2 separate regions of the Homo sapiens genome follow, and region 1 is linked to region 2. Evidence: chromatin loops called from intact Hi-C (ENCODE). Cell type or tissue: CD14-positive monocyte. All regions are shown on one strand. Each heading gives the region's core, and the rest is flanking DNA. Links, peaks and the distances in the headings are about the cores only. Region 1 has its middle 470 kb from the start of JARID2-DT. Region 2 has its middle 420 kb from the start of JARID2-DT.

Region 1 (8,338 bases), core at 152-8,151, 46 kb after region 2:
GCATATGAGCTTCCCAATACACACCCTACACAAAAATCTCCCAAGGAAAGCAAATAATTTCAAGTTTTAGGAAAGAGCAGCGATTTGTTATGATAATAGCGTTCAACAAGTATAGCATTCTAGATTCAAAGGAAATGCCTTGTGGAAAAAAAAAAAGTGCTAAAATGGCTTGATTGGGGTTTTAATGAGAGTTTGTTTCTCCTCTACTCCACCCTTCATTCTCTCCCACCCCCAGTTATTTTCTCCAGCAAGCCAGTCAAGAGCCCTGTGCTGGGAACACTGAGAGAATGTTAACAATTCAACTCTACCAATTAATTGCCGCAACTTTCTCCATCCTGCTCAGCAGGGTCTCTCTTGCAGGCTGCTGAAAACCTAACAATGCACTTTACCGTTGTGAATGCGTAATGATGTGTTCATCAGGGGGCTTAAAAACCCTTGGGGCTACAATATCCACTTCTCGGCACCCATTATAGAGGCTAGAGTATGTCTTACGTGACAGTAAAATGTGAAGCAGGAATGCCGTCTTTAAAGAGAAAAGGCAACACCCAGGAGATACAGGAATCGCACAGTCATGCTGACTTAAAATACACATGTAAACACTCACTGTGCCCCTGGTGTCCTGTCCATAAATAAAATGGCTTGCTCAAGAAACCAGGTTTGAAGTGGAGGTTTGCCGTCACTCCCCAGATCTGTATGGAAGTGTCAGAAGTGGAGTCAGCTAGTTAGTTCACCCCAATAGGTACTGAGAGCTATTAAGTCTGTACCACTGTGTCGGGAGAGACCAGGAGGAATCGAGCAGGTATGAGTCTTTCTTTTTTTCTTTTTTTTTTTTTTTTTTAGACGGAATTTTGCCCTTGTTGCCCAGGCTGGAGTGCAGTGGCACGATCTCGGCTCACCGCAACCTCCGCCTCCAGGTTCAAGTGATTCCCCTGCCTCAGCCTTCTGAGTAGCTGGGATTACAGGCATGCACCGCCATGCCCGGCTAATTTTGTATTTTTAGTAGAGATGGGGTTTCTCCATGTTGGTCAGGCTGGTCTCGAACTCCCGACCTCAGGTGATCCACCTGCCTCGGCCTCCCAAAGTGCTGGGATTACAGGCGTGAGCCGCTGCGCCTGGCCCAGGTACGGGTCTTTCATATGGAGCTTCTAGTCAGTTATTGGTGACAAAGTGCAGAGGTAAAGGGTGAACAGATTTAGGGGAAGACAGAAGCCTGAGGATAATTAAGTACCAAATTAGTATCACTAATAGTGAGTGCTGCTTTTAGTCGCAGTTCAGTATAAAGGAGGAAGGAAAGAGGAGAGAATTGGATTTTCTTGTCTGTTTTTGCCTAATTGGGTATGATGGATGTGTTTGCCCAGGAACACCACACAGAGATTTAGGGAAGAAAGTGATAAATTCTGTTGTGAAAACAGGGACATAGAAAGGGCCCTGAAGGAGTTGGTTTTTAAAATCCAGCTGAATGTCACTGTAAATTTTACAGTTTGATGTTGTGTTTCTAACAGTGGTTCTCAATCAGGAATGGTTTTGAATATTGCAGGTTAGGTGGGAATCACTGATTGAAGGAAGGGGAAAGGCAGGGAGAAAAGTTCCAATAGAAGGCACAGGACACAAAATAGTTACAAATGAATGGGGGAGTAATGTCTTCTGCAAGTGAAATGTTCTCCAGGTTTAGAGTGATCTCATTTTACAGGCAAATGCCTGGGAATTTGATAAGACTGTCAACAATCCACTTCCCCTACAACTAAACCTCATTTTGATAACTCGGACTGTGCAGTGGTTTGTACTCCCACCACCAGCTCTCTAAACCCAACGAAATGTATCTACAGGACAGGTAGTCTTTTTTTAGGTTGATCTTGGACTGGCACGGAGAAAGAAAGGTTTGGATCACTGCTGTGGTTTGAATGTCCCTGTCAAAACTCTTGTTGAAATTTAGTTGTCAATGTAACATTATTGGGAGGTGAGGTCTCTAAGAGGTGATTCGCTCATGAGGGCTCTGTCTTCATCAGTGGGTTGGTGCAGGTATCATAAGACTGGGTTAGTTATTGTGGGAGTGGCTCCCGAGAAAAGGATGAGCTTGGCCTGATTTCCTCTCTCCCATCTCATATGCTTGTTCATCATGTGATGCTTTTCACAATAGAATGATCCCTACCAGATGTCAGCACCATGCTCTTGGACTTACCAGTCTTAAGAACTCTGAGAAATAAATCTATTTTCTTTGTAAATTATGCAGTTTGTGGTATATTTTTATAGCAGCAGAAAATGGACTAAGACAATCACAAGTTTCAATTGTGATCCAAGGGTCAGGAAAGGGATTCTGGTAGGATAAACTGTCCTTGCTTCTTCACACTCACCCTATCTATTCAAAGACTCTGGCATCTATACAAAACAAACCAGAAAAAAACTTAATGAGAGCTGGAGATGGCAGAAAGAGAGTCACTTATAGCTAGTGTGATGACTGTCACAGGTTGTATCAGGCCCAGGAAAGAGTAAACAGCTCCGTCATACTATCATGCCACAGCTCATGAAGGGGGATGGTCAAAGTCACAGAGACTCTAGGGATATTCTTTCTTCACATGAGATTACATTGTGGTGTTTCCAAGGGAAATTAATGCTTGACTTGGCAAGGTGTTCTTTGCAATTTCCAAATAAACCAGTTGGGAGTTAGCCAGAGTGCTCTTAGAGTAAATTAAGATATTAAATTGGAATTGGGCACCCAATGTTGTTTTCATTTACAGAACTGGAGCTCATCCCTACTCTGCTCATGCCTCAAACCTCCACTCAGTCCCACCAAAGTTGAGGCATTTGTAAGAAGCAAGTGGGAATCCAAGGTGCAGAACTCCTTTCCTGGTTAAGAGGGGTGGAATTTGCAGAGGGAAGGAGAGGGTACTCCATGCACTGAGACTTAGTAAAAAGGACTATGGAATAAAAGGGGGGAAATCGAAGTGAGAGTGAGAAATATGAATGAAGGAGTTGGTTTTTAAAATCCAGCTGAATGTCACTGTAAATTTTACAGTTTGATGTTATGTTTCTAACCTAACGGTTCTCAATCAGGAATGGTTTTATGTTGTTGTTTTGTTTTGTTTTTGTGTTTGTTTTTGAGACGGAGTCTCACTCTTGTTGCCCAGGCTGGAGTGCAATGGCGTGATCTTGCTCATTGCAACTTCTGCCTCCCAGGTTCAAGCGATTCTCCTGCCTCAGCCTCCCGAGTAGCTGGGATTACAGGCATGCACCACCATGCCTGGCTAATTTTTTGTATTTTTAGTAGAGATGGGGGTTTCTCCATGTTGGTCAGGCTGGTTTCGAACTCACGACCTCAGGTGATCCGCCTGTCTCGGCCTCCGAAAGTGCTGGGATTACAGCCGTGAGTCACCGCGCCCGGCCAGGAATGGTTTTAAACATTGAAGGTTAGGTGGGGATCACTGACTGAAGGAAGGGGAAAGGCAGGGAGAAAAGTCAACTTTTCTTCTCCTGGCAGAGCTCAGCTCAGGAAGACCTTCTTCTCTTGTTAGCGGGAAGGAATAATTAACTTAGACAAAATGAAAATTTCAGTTCCTGCTCTGCCATACTGCTCTTTTTACAATAAAATTATCCAGAATATATAATAAAAAATAACTTCCCTAATAGTAACAAAAACTATATAATATTTAGGAATTTCTTTGATCAAGATTATATCGGACTTCTCTGGAAAAATATTTTAAAACTTTTATAGGAGGCATAGAACATGATATCAATAAATATTGTGTCCTTGGATGAATAATTCAATGTTATAAAGATTGCAGCTCTTCCCAAATTAGTTTATCATCTCAATGCACTCTCAAATCAAAATTCTAGTTGGATTTTTTTTCCCCAAGAACTACAGAAATTTTGGAAGGAATAAAGATTGACAAATAGGTAAGTCAATTTTCTGTTTGTTTGTTTTGAAACGGAGTTTCGCTTTTGTTGCCCAGGCTGGAATGCAATGGCGTGATCTTGGCTCACCGCAACCTCCGCCTCCCGGGTTCAAGCGATTCTCTTGCCTAAACCTCTTGAGTAGCTGGGATTACAGGCATGCGCCACCACGCCTGGCTAATTTTTGTGTTTTTAGTAGAGACGGGGTTTCTCCATGTTGGTCAAGGCAGGTCTCGAACTCCCGACCTCAGGTGATCCGCCCGCCTCGGCCTCCCAAAGTGCTGGGATTACAGGCGTGAGCCACTGCGCCCGGTTGGTAAGTCAATTTTAAAAAGAAAACAAAAATAAAAGGGGAATTTATCGAGATATTAAAACTTGCAACAAAGCCATAGTAATACAAATCATATGCATTAACATATATATAGACCAATGGAACACGATAGGAAGCTCAAAGACAGACCCAAGCATATTAGAAACAATGATGAGACACCACACATTACTGGGAAATTGCTTGAATGACTGCCAGAAAAGCTCTGCACAGAAAAGGTAAAAATGAGATCCCCACCTTACACAGCATGCAAAAGTAGACTCTACCTCCAGATAGATCAAAAGCTTACTCTAGAGAACAGGTCTGCTGATGGTAAGAACTAAAGCTATAAAGTTAATAAAAGAAAATATTAGGAGAATGTCTTCAGCAGAAAGGTAAGAAAGGACTTCTTAAATAAAATTCCAGAAGTACAAACCAGAAGGCAAAAAAATTGATAAATTTGTTTACATCATAATTAAGAATTTTATTTCATGGAAGGATATTATAGACAAAATTCATAGAGAAATGTCAGAGTGGAAGAAGATTATTTGCAATGTTTAAATCTGACAAAGGGTTAGTAAGTAGAATATTCAAAGAAAGCCTGAAAAGTAGCTCTAATAGAAAAATGAACAAAAGGTATGAACAGGCATTTTAGAAAAAAGAGAATCCAAAAGACAATAAATATAAAGGAATGCTTATATATAGGAATAACCAGAGAAATGCAAATTAGAATTCACTTTATACCAATTTAGACAGGAAACAATTAGAAAGCGGGGTAGTGTCAATTGACGGTGGAGAAAGGGGTTTGTCTTATCTAGGGCTCCTCATGCACTGTGGGTAAGAGTCTAGTACTGACATGTAGCCATTTTCATGAGTAATCTGGTACTACTCAGGTAAATTAAATACCTGCATAAACTGTGACCCCGCTATTTCATAACTAGATGCATATCCCAAAGAGTTTTCACGCTGGTCTGTAGGGAGAAACATATAAGGATGTTCATATTAATATGTTGATATATTATTATGTTGATGGAGAGTTGCAGTACCAGGAGAGTTCCTAAGTGAAACATGGTAGATATACATCATCTATGGAAATACTCTGCAGTAACAAGAAGCAATGGGTTCAATATACAATAGCAATGTGGATTTTCTTAAAAAACATAATGCTGATTAAAAAACAGAAAAAATGTGCAACATAAATCATTTCCACAAACTAAAAATACACATACACCAAAGAGCAATAAACATTACGTAAGAAAACATACAAAAAGATGGACGTTAAATACATTAGAATAATTACTTGTGGGGGGGGCAGTTAATGAGGATTATAAATGGGAACAAAGGGGATAGATAAAACAAATAGACAAGAAAAGGGCCCCCATAAGGACCAAAGACGATATTGTGGCAAGAACTATCAAGTGTAATTATATCCACCAATGCTCTCCATGTCTAAGGTTAAAGAATGTTAAAGAATGGTGTAACTAACTGGCCAGTAAGTCATCTTCGGAGGCAAAGAGATGGGTCTGGGATAAGGGAAGCAGGTAGGCACCAGCCTCTCCACGGATTAGTGGGTGGATTTACCATGGGTTAGGACAGTAGCAGAGGATAACTCACTCCAGGCACAAAAGGCAGGCAGAGTGAATTCCCTGAGTGCTCTCCATGTTTAACTGGGGCGTGTCTTTGAGGCAGAAACAAGGGACCTTGCATAGTTTGCATAGCATGGTTTAAAAAATTAGAATGGGGAAGAGGGCAGGAAGTATGAACTCCTGAAGGTCTTGAGCGGAAGCAGAAGGTGGAGGAGACTGGACAGGGGAAGCTACTGGAGGACTCCGCGATGCGGGGTGTACACTGCATCGTGAGACCACCCACGGGGGAAGCACACCCTGGAAAGGAGGGAATGAGACTCCCAAGAGCCACAGACTCGGGAAGGGCAGGACGAGATGCTATAGGTGTAGAGCCAGCAGGGCGCAGTCTGTGCCCTTGAATTTTTTTTTTTTTTTTTTTTGAGACAGAGTTTCATTCTGTTGCCCAGGCTGGAGTGCAATGGCGCGATCTCAGCTCACCGCAACCTCCGCCTCCCGGGTTCAAGCGATTCTCCTGCCTCAGCCTCCCAAGTAGCTGGGATTACAGGCGTGTAGCTACCACGCCCGGCTAATTTTGTATTTGTAGTAGGGACGGGGTTTCTGCATGTTGATCAGGCTGATCTCAAACTCCGGACCTCAGGTGATCCGCCCGCCTCGGCCTCCCAAAGTGCTGGGATTACATGCGTGAACCACCGCGCCCGGCCGAATTCTTTGCCCTGTTTTCACCTTTCTTGTTACACAACACAACAGCAATTCTTAGTGGTTCTGACCTGAGAAATGCCATCTCTGAATGTCCTGTCTGGACACTCTTAAAGCCTGTGTGGACAGCAGGACATAGCCCATGGGGCCCCGTGTCCCTTGGGTTCTGTCTGGAAGAATGCAGCAAATGTTCCTGCCTATGTGAAATTACACCTTCTCTTTGGTCTCCTCCTGAGTACATTCAGGAAACATCTGATGATCCAATCTACTGTTTTTGTTTTTTTTTTGTTTTTTTCTTTTTTATCTTTCCCCCAGGCTCCCCATCTCTTCAGAAAGCCTGCTCCTTTCTTTCCTTGGAGGGCCGCTGGACTGGGCTACACCCACCCCCATTCCTTAGTACTTAACTCTCCTCCGGAATTCTCCTCTCTTTTCTGAACCTCCTCCTTTACACAACTCCCCCAGCTTTTTTTTTTTTTTTTTTTTTTTTTTATAAATACACTTAGGTTCCACTGCAGCATGTGGGGGAGATGAGAACTGTTGGTTTAATTACAACAGCATCCTCCATGATGCTTTCATGATGTTTAATTACAGTAACGTTCTTCATAATGCTTTTGACCTTGGCAAAGCTTGGGAAAACCAAACCTTCTCACCCTTGCATAGTTCACAGCTGAAATCTCCAGGTGGAGTGGAAATGGGGTATTTAGGGACAGGCAGAGGTGAAGTTTGTGTGGAAATTGCACCTCTGTTTGGCCCCTGTCCTGTCTGCCCTCCTGACCCTTACCACATTAACTTCAGCAAAATATAACTGCGTTGCCGAGTGCAAGAGTTTTGGGTGTCTGGGTGTACCCAGACTTTGTGTATTTTTTGTGTCTTCATGTTTCAAAAACATTTCAATAACAAAGAGGCTTGTTGTTGCTAGGAGATTTCTAAAATATATCATTGATGGAGACAAGCTCCACCAATGCCCTCTTACTTTTGCTGATGTGAGTCAGGATGACCTTTTCACCTCCTTCCGGAGGATATTTATAAAAACCAGACACAGCGCGCATGTTGGAGAGAGAATGTTGGACAAGGCCAATCACAGTTGGAAAGAAGCAGACAGAACACCTCTCCCTGGAATGATGTTGGTGCAAACCATCCTGGAGCCGTCAGATTTTTCTAGTTGGTCTTTGAAAGAGAGGATGTCCCATGCCCGGTGTGTGCAGAAACATAGGTTTGGTTTCTGTATCTTCTCCCTGACTTCCAGAAGTCAGAAGCTTAGTCCCATGATCTGTAGAAGGAAGGAAGGAAGGAAAGAAGTGAAGATCACTTGGGCCTGGCTAAGGTGGGATTATTTTTAGCAGCGGGAGGAAGGTGACCTGAGGGACAAGCTTGCTCGCCTTGAGGGGAAGGATGGAGTTAAATAGGGGTTTACCCTGTGTCTCAGTCAGTGCAGGCTGCCCTAACAAAGTACCACAGATGGGGTGGTTTAAACCACAGAAATTTATCTCTCCCAGTTTTGGAGACTGGAAGTCTGAGATCAAGGTGCCAGCATGGTGGGGTTCTGGTGGGGGCTCTCTTCCTGGTTTGTAGACAGCTGCCTTCTCACTGTGTGTTCACATGGCCTTTTGTTGGTGTGTGCTCGTGGAAAGAGGGGGAGATTTCTGCCTTCCTTTTCTTATAAGGGTACTGTCCTAGTCTGTTTTGGCTGCTGTAACAAAATACCTGAGCTTGGGTAATTTATAAACAACAGAAATGTACTGCTTATAGTTCTGCAGGCTGGGAAGTCCAAGATCAAGGTGTCAACAGATTCAGTGTCTGGTGAGGGCTACTTTCTGCTTCAAAGATGGTGTCTTATTGCGTCCTCACATGAGGGGGAAGC
Region 2 (8,338 bases), core at 164-8,163:
ACACACTTGTATTACTGCTGCATCACATTGCGAAAGCTCCCCAGCAAGAAAAATTCCAGGCAGAATAAGAGAATCAGAGCTCTTCCATTCGTGGAAATTGTTAGTGGAAAACTTCATTTCCAATATCAAATTTAATATTACTGAGTGGCAGGTTATGATAAGGCCACTTTAACACTTAAAAACGAGCTGTTTCTTAAGTCTCCTCTGTGATGGTTTTATGAATTGTTATTCTGCTCTCTTTAGGTAATCAGATACGAGGAATTGTTTGGCAGCCTAGCCAGAGAGAAAAGCCTTTGCCCAGATTTTAGGCAATCCCTGGTAATTGGTGCAGCCTGCTGTGGCTGGGCCAAGCGCTTGTCCGCATCCCTCAGTATGGCTTTGGGTCTTGTATTTCCCGTGCAGAGGAGAGGTCATTCAAGTCACAGGGGCATGGCACTACTTCAGCAATCTGCTGAATGACACAGGGATTTGGCTTATTTCTATCTTATGTGTGGAGAGGGCAGAGTAGAATTGGGACAGTTTGACCCATGGAATTTCCAACTTAGGCGGCTTAGGGGTTTTAAACATGAGGCAGTAGGGCAGTGTGGGGAAGAGGATGAGCTCTTGGATCAAACCAATCCTGATTTGAGATGTGGCTCTGCATTTATTGGCTGTATCCTCTTGGGCAAGTTACTCTGCCTTTCACTTACAAATTTGTAAAACGGGCATAAAGATGCTAACACAATAGAGCTCTCTCTCTCTCCTACCTCCATATCCCAAACACCGCAAATCTGGGCAGCCCTGCCTTCCAGAGATTTCAGGAAGTTTGCAGCTTCTCCCTACTTCCTGGGCTACCACGTTGGTCCAAGTCACCCTTGTATTTCACTTTGATTATTGCATTAGTCTCTGAAGAGGTCTCCCTTCCCCGCTATACAGTAGCCGGAGTGATTTTATTTTTATTTATTTATTTATTTTTGAGACAGTCTCTCACTCTGTCACCCAAGCTGGAGTGCAGTGGCTCGATCTCGGCTCACCGTGGCCTCAACCTCCTGGGCTCAAGCAATCCTCCCGCCTCAGCCTCCCCAGTAGCTGGGACCACAGGCATGCGCCACCAAGCCCGGCTAATTTTTTTTTGTATTTTTTATAGAGATGGGGTCTCACCATGTTGCCCAGGCTGGTCTCAAACTCCTGAGCTCAAGCAATCAACAGTCTTGGCCTCCCAAAGTGCTGGAAGTACAGGCATGAGCCACCGCCACTGGCCCAGAGTAATTTTTTAAAAAGGTGAGATGGAAAGTCTCCCGTGCCTTCCCAGCTCATTCTGAATAAAGCCAGAGTCCTTACCGTGGCATAGGGGGCCCTCCTTAATCCGGCTCCTTGGTACCTGTCTGGCCTCACCACTAAACATTCTTGATCCAGCCATTTGGACCTCTTTGCTGCTCCTAGAACACAGTAAGAGTGTTCCTGGCTCAGGAAATGGTACTTGCCTGGAGTGTTCTTCCCATATATCCATCCCCAAGGCTGACACCCTCACTCCCTGCTCAAATGTCACCTGATTTGGAAGGCTCTTATTCTCCTGTATGTCTTCTGTCGTTTGAATTTCTCACCTTCCTACACACTATGCATTTCCTGCCTGTCTCCAACATGGAATGCAAGCGCCACGAGAGCAGGGTCTCTGTCAATGTTGTTTATTTATGTATCTTCAGTACCTGGAACGGTGCCCGGCTGATTAATATTTGATAAATGAATGAATCGGATGTGCTTCATTTAGTTGTTTAAAAAATTAAATGAAACCATACTTCTGAAACGCTTGGCACAGTGCCTTACACATGTTAAGAATGCAATAAATGTGAGCTATTATTATTTTTACTACAGAGTTTAGTAATAAGAAATTCACTTAGGAGTGGAAAATGGGAATTTAACTATAGTGAATTGGCAGAGCCAATTAATGGTGAGGAAATCCATCCAGGCTCCTCTGTTCGGGCTTGGGTTATCTTCATGGCTCTTCCCTGCAAGTTATTTCTTCTTTGCTCTTTTAAAGTTAATATACAAGATAGAAACTAATAATAAAAACAAGCTCAAAGGAGAGCCTAAAGCAGTTAGCTCAAAGAGGATGGGTACCCAGGGCTAAGTAAGCATCTTCAAGCAGAAGCTGAAAATACAGGTAGGCATCTTCCCTGATTGTGGTCGAGGCTTGGGTGTCTCCTGGAGGGAGGCATTGACATGGTGGATCCTGTGTCCTGTGTCTGAGAACCATGGGGGGTAACACTCTCTTTTGTATCAGTGTAACAAGCTGTGTAACAAGCCATCCCCAAGCTTAGGGACTTAAAACAACAATGCTTTGTTACTTCTCATACTTCTGTGATCAGGTAGGAGGCTCTGCTTCTCCTGCTGTGAGCTGGAGCCACTTGTTTGTCGATCTGAGAGTTGGCTGGGGGAGGGTCTGTCATGGTCTGGGGTCGAGTGTTGGCTGTCAGTGGGATACCTTGGTTCTCCTCCGTGTGACCTGTCTCCAGGCATTCTGTCATCATTTGGTAAGTAATCTAGCCTAAGCTTTTTACTTGGTGGCTGGTTTCTCAGAGAGAAAAGAGAACTAGCAAGGCCTCTTACCTAGACCTGTAAGTCACACGATGAGACTCTACTGTGTTCTACTGGTCAAAGCGAGATGCAAGTGGAGGGGAACGAGTCTGTCTCTCGCATGGCATGCTCGCTCACATGTGCACGACGTTGAGAGGATGATTGGTGGTCATCTTTGCAGGTGATCTTCCACACTCTTGAACTTGTACCAAATGATGGCTCTTGTCTTGAGCTCTCCATGAGTCTTTACTGCCTATGAGAGAGCTGGACCTCATGGCCCTCAGGTTGCAAGGCTAACAGCCTCAGTATCCAGATGTACAAAAGACCCTGACATGTGTGAGGGGCACAATTCTCTCTGCCTAAAAAAGGAAATTGTTAATTATTTGATTAGAAATTAGTCACTTGGGAGGTGTATGTTCTGTGGTCTTTTTTTTTTTTTAATTTTGAGACAGTGTCTCACTCTATTGCCCAGGCCAGTGTGCAATGGTGCGATCATGGCTCACTGCAGCCTTGAACTCCCAGGCTCAAGTGATCCTTCCACCTCAGCCTCCCAAAGTGCTGGGATTACAGGTATGAGCCACAATGCTCTGCTTCAATATTCTTTTTATTTTAGATGTCCTAAGCATTTATTGAACCCCCACCACACATCAGACCCTGGCTAGGCTTTTGAAAACATATTCCTATCACTTAATTCTCACAGTAACCCCAACAGGGTTTTTTGTTTGTTTGTTTTGTTTTGTTTTAGATAGAGTCTTACTCTGTCACCCAGGCTGGGGTGCAGTGATGTGATCTTGGCTCACTGCAACCTCTGCCTCCTGGGTTCAAATGAGTCTCCTGCCTCAGCCTCTCGAGTAGCTGGGATTACAGGCACACACCACCACACCTGGCTAATTTTTGTATTTTTAGTAGAGACAGGGTTTCACTATGTTGGTCAGGCTGCTTTCAAACTCCTGACCTCAAGTGATCTGCCCGCCTCAGCCTTCCAAAGTGCTGGGATTAGAGGCGTGAGTCACTGTGCCCAGCTCCCAGTGGGGTTTTGATGATTAAAATGGAAATTACCCCACGTTTTGAACACAAGATGTCATTTACTCAGGGTCACATGGCTGACAAAGGGCAGAGATGAGTGTCAACTTGGGCTTCTCTTACTCCACGTTGCCTGCAGGTTCCATGGCACTGCTCAGCCTCCTGTTCATCTGAATGGAGAAACTCACAAAAGAAGAATAGAGATGGGGAATGACAAAAGTACAATTTTAACCTGTTCTGTTAAAAAGAGCCGTGGATTCATTTCATTTACAAAGACGGGAATTGGCACATACATGGTCTTTTGGAGCAGAGCAGCATACACAGATATTGGCAGGATTTTGGTTTGAAGTTTCTAGAAGTTATGAACTGAATGATAAGTTTTGACTCTTGGATAGGTGTGACAGGTAAGAGTAGGCTTAGCTATGCATAATGGAAAGCTCTAGATAACCCCGGGTGTGGTGGCTCATGCCTGTAATCTCAGTCCTCTGGGAGGCCGAGGTGGGCAGATCACTTGAGGTCAGGAGTTCCAGACCAGCCTGGCCAACATGGCAAAACCCCATCTCTACTAAAATTATGAAAATTAGCCGGGTGTGGTGGCGGGCACCTGTAATCCCAGCTACTCAGGAGGCTGAGGCTGGAGAACTGCTTGAACCCAGGAGGCCGAGGTTGCAGTTAGCCGAGATCACGCCATTGCACTCTAGCCTGGGCGATAAGAGCAAAACTCCATCTCAAAAAAAAAAAAAAAAAAAAAAAAGGCAAAGCCCGCCTAATGTCATCTCAGATAAACCACAGCGTAAGTCGTTTGCTTCAGGCCAAGTGTGAAACACTGCTACGAGCTGTGACACTTTACCCCAATCCCTGCCAACAAGTAGCAGGAAACAAATGGGTCTATTTAGTATGAAATTCGTACACCTAAATCGATGAGATAAAAACCATAATGTATGACAATAGACACTATAATTACCAATGTTTGCAAAGTAAGCAATAATTGAACAGAATTGTATCACATTGTGCTTGTTGCTGTGATGGTCAAGACAAAAGGATGCATAGATTAAGTAGATATGTACTAAATGAGTTTGTGTATGTTTGGCTGAACGAGTTTTTATACGTTTGGCTTCCATATGTATACCATAAACTGATGGGATATGCAAGAGTATGAGACACCTTCTCTGTTTTCTGTGCATTAATAATTCAAGTGGGGAAAAGATGAGAGTTTAGCTAGACTTTGGAACGGGAGTAGGATTTGAGTAGAGAGGAGGGAAGTAGAAGGGACGTGGCCCAGGTAGAGCCTTGGAGTTGACAAAAACATTCACATCTGTGGTCCAGGCTGGAGACAAGCAGCCTGGCTGGAGTAGAAGGGAAAAGTGGGAGGTAGAGCTGGCTGGCAGGGTCATGTGCAATGATAATGGCCTTAAAGGCCGGGATAATGAACTTTGTTCTATCAGCAGTGAGGATCAATGGGATATCTCAGAGCAGGAGAATGAAGAGAAAAATACAAAGCTGAGGATTAATATGAGCCTTGGAGATGGATCATTCTGCTCCTGCTTTTAGAAGAGGAGCAGTAAAGGAGGCAGAAGGGAAATACCCAGGTAGGAATAAACCCATGAGGGCAATGCCATAGAAATAAAATTGGTGACATTCGAGGGGTGGAGGTGCTGATGGGTGTTACCAAATTGTGAAATGAAAAGTGAGAAAAGATTATTACTGGATGGGGCCAAAGATTACTGCTGACAATTGAGAGCTTGCAGCTCCAGGAATGCGAGGAGGTGTGGGCCGGATTGCCTGAGGGTAAGGAAGGCAAGAGTGTGAGGAAAGGGATGGGTAGAGATGACTTGAGCCAAAGGTTGTCTGAGAAGGAAGGAGGGAAGCAGCTCAGAGGGCCTTCCCCCCATGCCCATGCCTGAAATGAAGAGAACAGAAGGGCCACGGCTCTAGCAAGGGCTGGGATACAGATGCAGAGAAGGAATGGTCATGGAAGGGAAGTCCCTTGGGATCTAATGCCTAAGAGGAGGGCTGGCTGTCCTGAGAGATGAGAAAGTCTTCTGTGCTTCTGGGGAGGAACCATGACAAGATGGGCATGGTCAGCAGAGGGAGAAGCTCAGACTGGAGCTGGAGGCAAGTGTCAGGTTTGGAGAAAGCACTGGAGCTCCCAGGGCAGGGTGCTGGGGGTGGGCAGGGGTCAAGCGACCAGAGTACAGCAGAGAGCTTTCTGCTGAACACGTGTCTTGGATTGGGAGCAGAGCTGTGTGCCTGACTGTTTCTTCACCAGGGCCCTTTCACCTCGGTAGGAGTGGAGAGATAAGTGTGAACTTGGCCTAGATTGGTGACTGGCACATCAGACTTGGCAAGGCCCCAAGGAGACAAAGGAATCCCTGGGCAATGTGCCTCTGGGAGGGCAAGGGCCGAGTGGGAGGTTCCCGTCCCATTTCTTTGTAGAAAGGGTCCCAGAATGCATATTTAGTCATCATATTGTAAACGTTTCCAGGTGACCGTTTTATTTCACAACAGCAGATGGTGAAAATAGGGTTGGTTCTCTTTGGCCGCTTTGATTATATGGCACATGTTAAGTACGGTTGTGCGTTGCTTAACAACAGGGATGCATTCAGAGAATTGTGTTGTTTGGTGATCTTGTCAATGTGCAAACATCATAGAGTCTACTTACATAGACCTAGACAGTATAGCCCACTATACCGAGGTAGATGATATAACCTACTATACCTAGGCTAGATGGTATAGACTATTGCTTCTAGGCTACAGACAATAGAAGGTGGAATTGCCAGGTAAGTACACCTGTAGACACCTGTGCTCACCTCCTGCCCCTTTCCTCCTGCATTGTGAGAACATCACAGAGTGAACTTACACAAACCTAGATGGCATAGCCTACTATACCCAGGCTAGATGGTACCTATCACTCTAGGCTACAAACCTTACAGCAGGTTACTATACTGAATGCTGTAGGCATCTGGAACACAGTGGCAAGTACTTGTTTATCTAAATATAGAAAAGGTGAAAATATGATATTAGAATCCTATGGGACCACTTTCATTTATGCAGTCCCTCATTGACTGAAAGGCCCCTGTGCAGCGTGACTGGTACTAAAGCGACTACGTGGGGATGGGGGGTGGCCATAAATAGCTTGCTGCAGCCCCGCGGCTGATGGTCGCGGTGCACCTCATGGTCTGCTCGTTTGGACTGCAGCATCTCTTCTTGTTCTTTCTTCCATCCCATTTGAGACCTTGACCCACAGGACCTCCTGGGCGTTTTTATATCATCAAAGTGGCTTTGGCTCCAGGCAAAAGCAAGCCCCTAGATGCAGGAGGTGCCTTTTAAAGGCCATGTGACTATCAGTGCTTGTACGTCCTGGGCAACTGCGAGGGGGTACGCGGGCAGTCTCATGGCAGCCAAGTGAAATCCTCCAGACGCTCTGGCTTCCGGCTGACTTTGAGATAAAATAAATAATAGAGACGGAGGGGAGAAAACTGCAGAGGGTGGAACCTCCAGGTAAGTATACCTGGAGACACCTGTGCTCACCTCCTGCCCCTTTCCTCCCACTCCATCTGTCCTCTTACCAGGAGAGGCATAAACAGAACACATTTGTTTCTCAAACCTTATGACATAGTTACTTTGTCACACCGGGCACATTTGCTGAGGGCAGGTGGGTCAGAGTTCACGGTTGCCTGATGGAGGCCCTCTGTTCTGTTCTGGATGTGAAGCGTCTGTGCCAAGACTGAGCAAAAGTCCTCCTGACTTCCCTGCCTGAGAGCAGTCTGACCTCATCTCCCCTTCCCTGGGTTGACCTCTTAAGAGCAGGAGCTTCACTTGTTTGTGTTTTCACAGGATACACTGATTACTAAATGAGGCGGAGAGTGCCGAGTGAGGAGACCATTAATCTCCAAAGCAAGCCTCAAACTGCAGCCAGGAGCTCTTGGGAGCAAAGGGTACCTGTGCTTCACTGGAGACTTGATTCCTGAGATCTGGGGTTACCCGAAAGCTGAGTGTCATCTTCCTTCAGAGCACAGAACTCTCTGGCTTATACGTGGCATTCAGTCCACATTGTCTCCAGGAATCCAGCCTTGGTTTATTCTGTGCAGCTAGAAGGTGGGGTGTTAGAAACACAAGCTGTTAGGTTTGGAAAAATACGATCTTTCTTTCTTAACCCCTGTGTGAGATCCTCTTGAGAATTCCAGGTGGGTCCCACAAGGGATGACCTTGAATACTCATAAAATACTGCTTTTATGAGATTTCCCTGGAACCCACAGGTTGAGATGAACAGTGCCATGAACGATAAGATGGAAGGTTAGGAGTTAGTGTTACCCAAGGCTCGGCCTCCATCTGCTGGGTGACCTTGAACAAATCCCCTTACTCACTGGCTCTGGAGTTGGAATGTGGGCTGATAGCGCAGTCTGGCTGGTGGAGAGCACAGAGGTGTGGTGAGGCTGGTGGAGGTCCCTTCTGTAAAGGGCTGTGAACTCCTTGCACAGAAAAGCAATAAGCAATGCTCAATTATCAGTGAACATTGAACATCATAAACAATGTTCAATTATCAATGTTCAATTATGGCGTAATTGTTCCTTTAGGTTCTGCCAGAGCCCAAAGACCTCTTATGAGTTCCCGTCTCAGAGTATAAAGCATTGCACAAGAATTCCAGCTCCCCCCACCCCCAGGCTCTCTGTGAGTCGCTCCCAGTATCGCACAAGCTCTGGTTTTTGTGTCGGTGGATGTTTAATTGGATTTATCTTGGTCTGGGTTAGGCCGGATGAAG

What was found. A loop is a pair of places that touch in the nucleus more often than their neighbours do. Peaks named below come from ENCODE experiments on the same cell type or tissue, not always from the same donor. Only the 100,000 strongest peaks of a DNase experiment are listed, where the experiment ranks them.
Region 1: it touches region 2 in a loop (1.9-fold over the local background); 2 of 110 quality-filtered maps call a loop at or near these places.

Annotation. Positions count from the first base shown.
Region 1 is chr6:14,769,892-14,778,229 of GRCh38, reverse strand. No RefSeq gene overlaps it. Among named protein-coding and RNA genes, the nearest start is that of JARID2-DT, 470 kb to the left of the region's middle. In CD14-positive monocyte, for the core only: no CTCF peak of the experiment used is centred there; no DNase peak of the experiment used is centred there.
Region 2 is chr6:14,816,265-14,824,602 of GRCh38, reverse strand. No RefSeq gene overlaps it. Among named protein-coding and RNA genes, the nearest start is that of JARID2-DT, 420 kb to the left of the region's middle. RefSeq lists enhancers at 1-82, 870-1,657, 2,028-2,529, 3,677-3,756 and a silencer at 5,271-5,565. In CD14-positive monocyte, for the core only: no CTCF peak of the experiment used is centred there; a DNase peak (open chromatin) is centred at 3,642.